Regions from separate parts of the Homo sapiens genome. Here region 1 is linked to region 2. The links are chromatin contacts, found by Hi-C in ENCODE. All regions are on one chromosome and are shown on one strand. Each heading gives the region's core, a stretch centred on a gene start or an enhancer-like site at or near the end of the contact. The rest is flanking DNA. Distances are from core to core; before and after follow the strand shown. Region 1 holds the start of EIF6 (eukaryotic translation initiation factor 6). Region 2 holds the start of PLAGL2 (PLAG1 like zinc finger 2).

What was found. A loop is a pair of places that touch in the nucleus more often than their neighbours do. Pooled maps may share reads with other maps.
Region 1: a loop to region 2 is called in a map of CD4-positive, alpha-beta T cell, with 5 times the contacts of the local background. The contact joins the promoter of EIF6 here to the promoter of PLAGL2 in region 2. A Hi-C loop is called at or near these places in 2 of 168 maps with a recorded cell type or tissue (CD4-positive, alpha-beta T cell and naive thymus-derived CD4-positive, alpha-beta T cell) and 7 of 50 pooled maps.

Annotation. Positions count from the first base shown.
Region 1 is chr20:35,281,976-35,286,021 of GRCh38, reverse strand. It overlaps EIF6 (eukaryotic translation initiation factor 6), which reads left to right and starts at 1,250. Exons shown (of 7, transcript NM_002212.4): 1 at 1,250-1,296; 2 at 1,530-1,641; 3 at 1,761-1,846. The coding sequence starts at 1,535. It overlaps FAM83C (family with sequence similarity 83 member C), which reads left to right. Exons shown (of 4, transcript NM_178468.6): 4 at 1-291. FAM83C-AS1 (FAM83C antisense RNA 1) reads right to left here and starts at 771. Exons shown (of 2, transcript NR_109815.1): 1 at 707-771; 2 at 250-552. RefSeq lists an enhancer at 688-1,238 and a silencer at 1,331-1,520.
Region 2 is chr20:32,205,717-32,210,188 of GRCh38, reverse strand. It overlaps PLAGL2 (PLAG1 like zinc finger 2), which reads left to right and starts at 2,446. Exons shown (of 3, transcript NM_002657.3): 1 at 2,446-2,548. POFUT1 (protein O-fucosyltransferase 1) reads right to left here and starts at 2,309. Exons shown (of 7, transcript NM_015352.2): 1 at 2,124-2,309; 2 at 1-118. The coding sequence starts at 2,247. RefSeq lists enhancers at 1,970-2,099, 1,562-2,475, 4,391-4,440 and a silencer at 2,240-2,659.

The sequences.
Region 1 (4,046 bases), core at 1-2,500, 3.1 Mb before region 2:
GATGCCCTAAAGAGGACTGAGTGGGTCTGAGGTGAATGAGTGAGGAAGAGCAGAGTATGTGGATACCCGGAAACACACACACACACACATCATCATTATCATCATCATCATTGTCGTCGTCATCATCTTGCTGAGTCATCATCATCATCATCATCATTGTCGTCGTCATCATCTTGCTGAGTGTCTCTTGAAGTACAGGCTGTGACAGGTTGTGGGCCATTTTCCTGAACTCACCACTTACCCGGGATAGTAAACATGATACACATCAATAAAGGCAGACTTTATTGTGAATCACAGCGCCTGGTGTATCCTGAACTTTGAGGAGTTATGGGAGGGACACGTTGGGGGAATGGGAAGGGCACCATTCAGGCCAATTATGGGGAAACCCCTGGAGGAGGGTGAATGCCGAAGGAGGAATTGGGGGAGTCCAGGGGCTCCAAGTTACCACTGTGACATTTTGAGAGAACCCGGGGCTTTTGCAGATTCTACAAAATGTGGGCCAAGTTCATCCTGTCCAAGTGTGCAGCAGGGCCCTTGGCCCCCATCACTATCCTGGGGACAGAAGTTGGCTGCTGAGTGAGTGATAGAGGCCGTGCGAGAGGCACATCGTGGAAGCCAACCAGCACCCACATCCTTGCCCACCCTGGACCCCTTTCCAGCCTTTTCCTGAGCCCCTGCTTCCTCAGTCCTCCCCTCTCTCCAGCACCTGCAGCCTGGCTGCCTTTCCGTCTCTGGCTGCGCTCTTTCTCCAGCCTCGGTCTGGCCGCACTTCTGCCTCCTGGAACTCTCTCCATGGGTAGCCTCTTCTAGTCCACCCGTCTTCAGCCCCTCATCTCATTCGTCAGCACTCCACTCCCCTGCTGGGCTCCAGACATGGACTTCTGTCCCTCAAGGCACAGCTGGACTCATCCCTTTCCCCAAACCTGCCCTTCCTCCGGCTTCATTTCCATCAATACCTCCATCATCAACCCTTCCGCGAGACACTCCTGGCCCCTCCTCTCCCTCATGCCTCACAACCGACCAGCCGGAGGTCTAGGTCGATGACAGCTCCTAAAAAGCTCCTGAATGAATAATGAATGAATGAACGCGAGCAGGCTAGGCGTGGGGCCAGGCGGGGTCGCGCCCAGACCGCTCGCGACCATAGAGTCCGCCGGAGGCCGGAGGTAGAGGGGCTGGATGCGTGGCGGGGAGCGCCGGGCTCTCCCGGAAGTCTCCCTGGACGGAAGTGGAAACGGAAACCTTTTTAGGGAGTCCAAGGTACAGTCGCCGCGTGCGGAGCTTGTTACTGGTTACTTGGTAAGCTGGTGTGAGGGGAACCTGGGAGGGTCAGCTCCGGTCCTGGGTCGGGAGGGGTGGGGGCCAGAGGATTCAGGGCCGGAGGTTCTGGTGGGGGCCCAGTGGGCGGGACCCGAGGACGGAGGGGCCGGGAGGCCGAGAGGGGCGGGGTCGCGGCGGGGCCTGAGGGACGGAGGCCGGGATACTTGGGAAAGGATCCGCCGGCCTTGAACTCCCGCCTCCGCCGCCCCTAGGCCTCATGGCGGTCCGAGCTTCGTTCGAGAACAACTGTGAGATCGGCTGCTTTGCCAAGCTCACCAACACCTACTGTCTGGTAGCGATCGGAGGCTCAGAGAACTTCTACAGGTGCGGCGGGAGCCCCGGGGCTTACGGTGGCGGGGAGGCGTGCGCAGGAGTCAAGAGCTCCGGCAGTGGGAGGGTGCCGGCCCCTCTGCCCCGCCACCACCGAGTCCATGTCCCTACAGTGTGTTCGAGGGCGAGCTCTCCGATACCATCCCCGTGGTGCACGCGTCTATCGCCGGCTGCCGCATCATCGGGCGCATGTGTGTGGGTAAGGCAGGTGGAGGACGCCGAGGGAGGGAGTGGTCTCCAAGCACCATTAATTACACCCCCGGAGGGAACCCGGAGTGACCTAGGGATTCCCAGGGTATCATCTGTTATCTCTGGGCACTATAGAATCTCTCAGGCCAAGCGTCAGGAGATCGGGGCAACCCTCTAGCAAAGGCTGCTGGATAATAGTAATAACAAATAATGTAAAGTGCTTTCACTCCTGTTCTCATTCCTTCGTCACAAAGACACTAGAAGGTAGGAGTTACTGGCCTAACTTGACTGATGAGGAAGTTGAGACTTGACCTAAGTGACTCAGTAAGTTCCACACCTAGTTCCTAGTGTTGGAGAAGGATTTTTCTCTTTTTTTTTTTTTTTTGAGGCCAGATTTTTGCTCTTTCGCCCAGGCTGGAGTGCAGTGGCAAGATCACAGCTGTCTGCATCCTCAACTTCTTAGGCTCAAGTGATCCTCCCACCTCAGCCTACCAGGTAGCTAGGGCCACAGGCACGTGCCACCACACCTGGCTAATTTTTACATTTTTGGTAGAGACGCGGCCTCCCTGTGTTGCCCAGCCTGGCCTTGATCTCCTGGGCTCAAGTGATCTTCTTACCTTGGTCTCTTAAAGTGTTGGGATTATAGGCGAGAGCCACTATACCCAGCCGAGGATTTGTATCTCATCTCTCCCTGCCACTGACTGGGCAAGGTGCTTTCTCTTTCTAAGCATCCATTTCTGTCTCTGTAAAGATTAGCTAAGATATGCGGTCTTCCTGCTCAGTTACGTTGGAATCTTAAATTCCCTTTACCACATCTCTACCCTACCTTCCTACCTGTCAGCACTGTTAATTCTGGTCGTTGGTCCTTTCCTTTTTATTATTATTATTATTTTTTTTTGAGATGGAGTTTTCGCTCTTGTTGCCCAGGCTGGAGTGCAATGGCACGATCTTGGCTCACTGCAACACTCTCTTCAAGTGATTCTCCTGCCTCAGCCTCCCAAGTAGCTGGGATTACAGGCGCATCCCGCCACACCCGGCTAATTTTTTTGTATTTTTAGTAGAGATGGAGTTTCACCATGTTGGCCAGGCTGGTCTTGAACTCCTGACCTCAGGTGATCCTCCCACCTCGGCCTCCCAAAGTGCTGGGATTACAGGCGTGAGCCACTGCGCCCGGCCGGTCCTTTCATTAAGCTGGATCTGTCTTCCATTACTGCTGCCCATTGTTTCTTAGTTCTGCTCATTGAGGTCACTTTTAGAAGTCTGTTTATTTTATTTTTTTACTTTTACTTTAATTTTTAAAAATCTTAAGCCTGCTTGGGAGGTCGAGGCAGGTGGATCACCTGAGGTCAGCAGTTCGAGACTAACCTGACCAACATGGAGAAACCCCGTCTCTACTAAAAATACAGAAATTAGCCGGGTGTGGTGGCGCATACCTATAATCCCAGCTACTTGGGAGGCTGAGGCGGGAGAATTGCTTGAACCCTGGAGGTGGAGCTCACCCTGCGGTGAGCTGAGATTGTGCCATTGCATTTCAGCCTGGGCAATAAGAGTGAAACTGTGTCTCAAAAAAAAACAAAAAACAAAAAACAACAACAACAAAAACTTAAGCCTAGTGACCTCAAAGTATTTTCCTATTCAGTTAAAATACTCTGATCTCTAACCATGCCCTTAGGACTTGAAGCAAGTTCTGACAACAAGGGAGATTTTAGCTTAGTCCTTGTGTATTTTATGATGGGAGTGACCTGGAATTCAGAAATTGATTGGCGTGTATTTGTAGATTGTTCATTCTTGTTGCTGTATGGTGTGTTTTGTGTAAGTATATCACAACGTATTCATCCATTCCATCGACAGTGCATTTGGGCAGTTTTCACTTTGGTCTGTTAGGAATAGTGCTGCTGGCCGGGCATGGTGGCTCACGCCTGTAATCCCAGCACTCTGGGAGGCCGAGGCGGGCGGATCACGAGGTCGGGAGATCGAGACCATCCTGGTTAACACGGTGAAACCCCGTGTCTACTAAAAATACAAAAAAATTAGCCAGGTGTGGTGGCGGGTGCCTGTAGTCCCAGCTACTTGGGAGGTTGAGGCAGGAGAATGGTGTGAACCGGGGAGGTAGAACTTGCAGTGAGCCGAGATTGTGCCACTGCACTCCAGCCTGGGCAACAGAACAAGACTCCGTCTCAAAAAAAAAAAAAAAAGTAATAGTGCTGCTA
Region 2 (4,472 bases), core at 1,197-3,696:
GTGAAAGGAGGCTTGTGATGCTGGTACTCAATCCAAGGAGGGACAGCCAAGGTACGGTTTAGCAGCTTTGCAAATGCCAGAGAGCCCAAGAAGTGATCGGCCTGGTTCCCAAAGCGCCCTGGAAATGGTACATTGCGGGTGAGGTGAGGCCTGGGGCATGGAGGGCATAGAGCATGCAGGGCTCAGAAAGGTTGTGGAGCCAGGGGTAGAAAGTCAGGGATACCAAGGAGAACTAGGGGAGCTGGCAGCATAAGAACAAGTCTGGACTCTTGGGTCTGATATCCAAGGCTCTTCAGGTCCTGCAACAACTGCTTCCGCCACTCCAGGTTTCTTGCTGTTTCCCCAACATGCTCTACAATTCCCATCCCCACCCAATGCCTCTGATCTTGCTGTCCCTCAGCCAGAAGAGCTTCTACCTCTATCTCCATTCACCTGCACATGGACGGGCAACTCGAATGCCTCATTCACTGGGCTCCTTTCACCAATCCCCTGCCATACTCACTCTCCCTCCTTTACCTCCCACCTTGGCTCTGAGCTACTTCAGTTCTTCAATTTTCCTCAAGTATCTTTGCTCACTTCCTGGCCTTCGTACTGGCTGATTCCTCAGCCTGTGAATGCCTCAGAAGCAAGGACCCTGTGTGATTCCTTTTCTTAATCCCAGCATGGCACCTGTTCATTCATTTCACAAATATGATTGAGAGGCCACAATGTGCCAGACTCTGTGCTAGGTGCTGGGATACAGGAATGAACAAGAAGGACAAGGCCTCTGCCCCTAAGGCACTCACAGTTCACTGCAGAGACACTAAACATGTAAACAAATACATGAAAAATGTTGATAATTGCCAGAAAGAGATGAAAAAAGTTTGGTGATAGGGTAATGAGGAGATTACTTGGGTAGAGGTCAGTGAAATCCTTTCTGGTGACATTTAGGCTGAGATCTAAAGGATGGGAAACAGCTGGTCAGGCAGAAATGGAGGAGAGGATTCCAGGCATAGGGACCGCCACCTGCAGCAGTGCAGACTGGAAGACCTGAGCATGTGTGAGGAACGCAAAGGAGTTAAGTGTGGCTGCAGCTGGAGGATCAGCAGAGAAGGGAGTTGTGGAGATGGCCAGTGGAGGCCACATCATTCAGGGCCCTGAAAGTCATGGTCAGGAGTCTGGAAGCCACTGGGGGCCTTAAGATCATCCACTTCCACAATGATGATCCACCATACCCATTTCAACTGTGCACCTGGCATGGTCTTTAGATTCTCCCCTACCCTGCTCTCTTTATTTTCCCTTAGTATTCATCATCCTCTATGAAACTATGTATTTATTGTTTTATGTTTACCCCTTTTTGGGTTTGCTTGTTTCGAGACAGGGTCTCACTCTGTCACCCAGGCTGGCAGTGCGGTGGCACGATCAGAGCTCACTGCAGCCTCGAATTCCTCGGCTCAAGAGATCCTCCCACCTCAGCCTCCCAAGTAGCCGCCCAGATAACTCCCAAGGGACTACAAGCACACGATACCACGCTCTGCTTTTTTTTTTTTTTTTTTTTTTTGAGATTGGATTTTCACTATGTTGCCTAGGCTGATCTCGAGCTCCTGGCTTCAAGTGATCCTGCCTCGGTCTCTCAAAGTGGTGGGATTACAGAAGTGAGCCACCGCGCCTGGCCTACTTATTCTCAATTGTTTGTCTTCCCCAACTAAAATGAAGGCTCTACAAGGACACGGAGTTTATCTTATTCACTGCGGTATTCCCAGTACAGAGAACAGGGCCCGGCACAGAATAGGTGCCCCATAAATATTTGCTGAATCAATGAAAAATCACCAGGAGCCAGCGTGGGTCAGTGACATCAAGTCCTGCCCCACTAACTCCATTTACTGGACCCTGGACTGGCTTAGACCTCAAGCAAGTCACGTAACCTCTCCCAGCCTCAGTTTTCTCATCTGTCAAATGGAAAGTTGGACACGTTGGCCCCTCTGTGCCCTTGCAACTAAGGCAGAGAGGAGAAGAGCATGCCCCGTCCCGCTCTGAGGTTCTCTCCTGGACCTGTGAAGGTGTCTCTGGGCGCATCTGAGGAGTGGCTTTTCCTCTCCCGGCCTCAGTTTCTCCATCTGAGCAGAGGGCTTGGGAGGCCTTACCCATGCAGGGGCAGTAGAGCAGGTAACCGGCCGGGTCCCAGGAGCCCGCAGGCATCCCCGGGAGCGGCAGAAGCAGCAGCAGGAAAGACACGCTCAGCGGCCGTGCCCACGCGGCGGCGCCCATGTCGGCCCGGGAACCCGAGCCAGCCGCGGCGCACAGTCGGGGAGGGAAGGAGGGACGCGAGCGCCCGCCCCGCTCCCAGCGGTCCCTGCGCGCCGCCCGCGCACCGCCCCGGCCGCTCTAGCCCGCGGGCGGGCGGGACCATAGAGATCCCGCGGCACCGCCCCCTCCACGACCCGAGCGCCCGCTCGCGCGGCTCCCACAATGCACCGCACAATGGCCCGACCGCCGCCACTACCGGGGCCTGAGGGGGCCTGGCGGAGCCCGAGCGCGGCCCGGCCCGCAGCGTGGGGCCCCGAGCGCGGTGAGTGCCGGCGAGGGCCCCAGGGGACGGCGGGGAGAGGGGCGGGAGGCCGTCTCGCTGCGTCCGCGCGCCCTGTACCCGGAGCGGCGGCGCGCCTCATCTCGGGCCCCTCAGCGCGGTCGCCCACACCCCCGACCCGGGGCCCGGTCTGCGCCAACCCGGCCCCAGATAGGCCCTGGGGTGACGAAAACTCTCCCTGGACCCCATACCTGTGTCTGGGGGACCCGAGGAAGCCACCGGTCCCCTCCCTTCCGAGACCTGGAGACGCAGTCCTGAGGGTCCCCCATTCCCGACCCCTAGGCTCCCTGGAGACCCAGATAAGGCGCTGCTGACCTTACCAGGGACCCGGGTCTGGGGGACGCAGATAAGCTGCACCTGCTCCCTCCCTCCGACACGCCTACCCAGACCCACATAACCCCCTTTCCTGCTCCAGATAGCCCGCTCTGTACCCTGTTTCATTTTCCAGACTTACATAACTCCCTTTGAGGCTTCCCTCAAATATCTGGGTCTGGAGAAGTCGAATAAGCCCCACCTGTAGTTCCCTCCTCAGTGGCCATACTCCCAGGCTTTCGACATCTTCCATCCCGTTACCCATTTTGAGACCCTCTTGAAATTCAGAGGATACACTTCTGACTATCCCCATCCCCCCAGCCTTCCAGCCCTTATAATCCCCCATTTCATTCTTGTGGGGATCCCTTAGAGACCCAGGAAAGTTGCTCATGATTCCTTCCCATCCTCGCTCTTCCTTCCCATCCCAGAGACTCCCTCCAGACTTCTCCCTGGATTTCCTTTGCTTCTCCAGCCCTCATCCACTCCCATCTCTCCCAGGCTCGGGGAATTGAACCTTTCCCACACCACAGTGGGGTGATCTAAAAGTTGGCCTGGGACCAGGCTGTGGCCCACCTTGGTGGGGAGAAAGGGGCCTGTTAGGTGGAGGATATGGGGACACCTGTGTGGGGGAATCGGTGCTTTCACCTGCAAGCTTAGCCTGTCTCCTGGCTTGTGTGTTTTTCCACCTGTCAGCCATGGGACTGTGTGTAGAGTCTGGTCTTGGGTTTCTAACCTTTCTCTCCTAAGGTGAGGCCACCAGATTGGGAGCGGGGGTGTCGAATCACGTTTTCTCCCCATGAAAATGGGGTTGTGATGAGTTGCAGCCATTTGTTCAAGGCCTCCCCAGGAGTGGGAGGCAGCAGGAATCTGAGGAAATAGTGAATCAAAGAGACTCCAAAGAGGGCCCATCTACACTGACAGAAGAATTAGCAGCCTGAGAGTAAATCCAACCCCTGTTAATCCTGTTTGATGTTTCTTGGAATGGTGCAAGTCATTGAGACTCTCCAGCCTCCCTGTAATTTAATTCTCCCACCACTCTGGAGTGGGCGGGGGGGAAGGGGGCGACAGCATTCCCATTTCCCCTCTTCTCACTGTTTTCCAGCCAACCAGTGTGTTTTAGGATTTGTTTCTGGTTCTGAGATCAGGATCTGTTTTTTGTTTTGTTTTGTTTTGTTTTTTCTTTCCTCTAAGTCTATTTATAATTTCCCAGTTGCTATTTTGGGTTCTGCTTAAGGGAAGATTCTATCCCAAGGAACGTTCTGGGTCTATTTCCTCCGGCAGGTGTTGAATTGAGTTCTTCAGATCCCCAAGTAACTCTTGGGCAGGAGGATAAAAGCTATTTTAGGGTAGTCACTGAAGTGGAGCTGTTAATCCTCTGTGGGTCTCTTTAGTTAAGAACACTCAAAGATTAACCCTTTCCTTGTGCAGGGGTGTTATCTCTCAACTGTTTTTTAGGGGGGAGTGAGGAGAATTTGAGTGTGGCAGCAGAAGGTGGAAACATGCAACTCAATACAAAGACAAAGATAATAGCTCTCTTTTGTTGGGTACTTCTAGCAGGCCAAGCTCTGTGCTGAGCCCTTTGCATACCTCACTA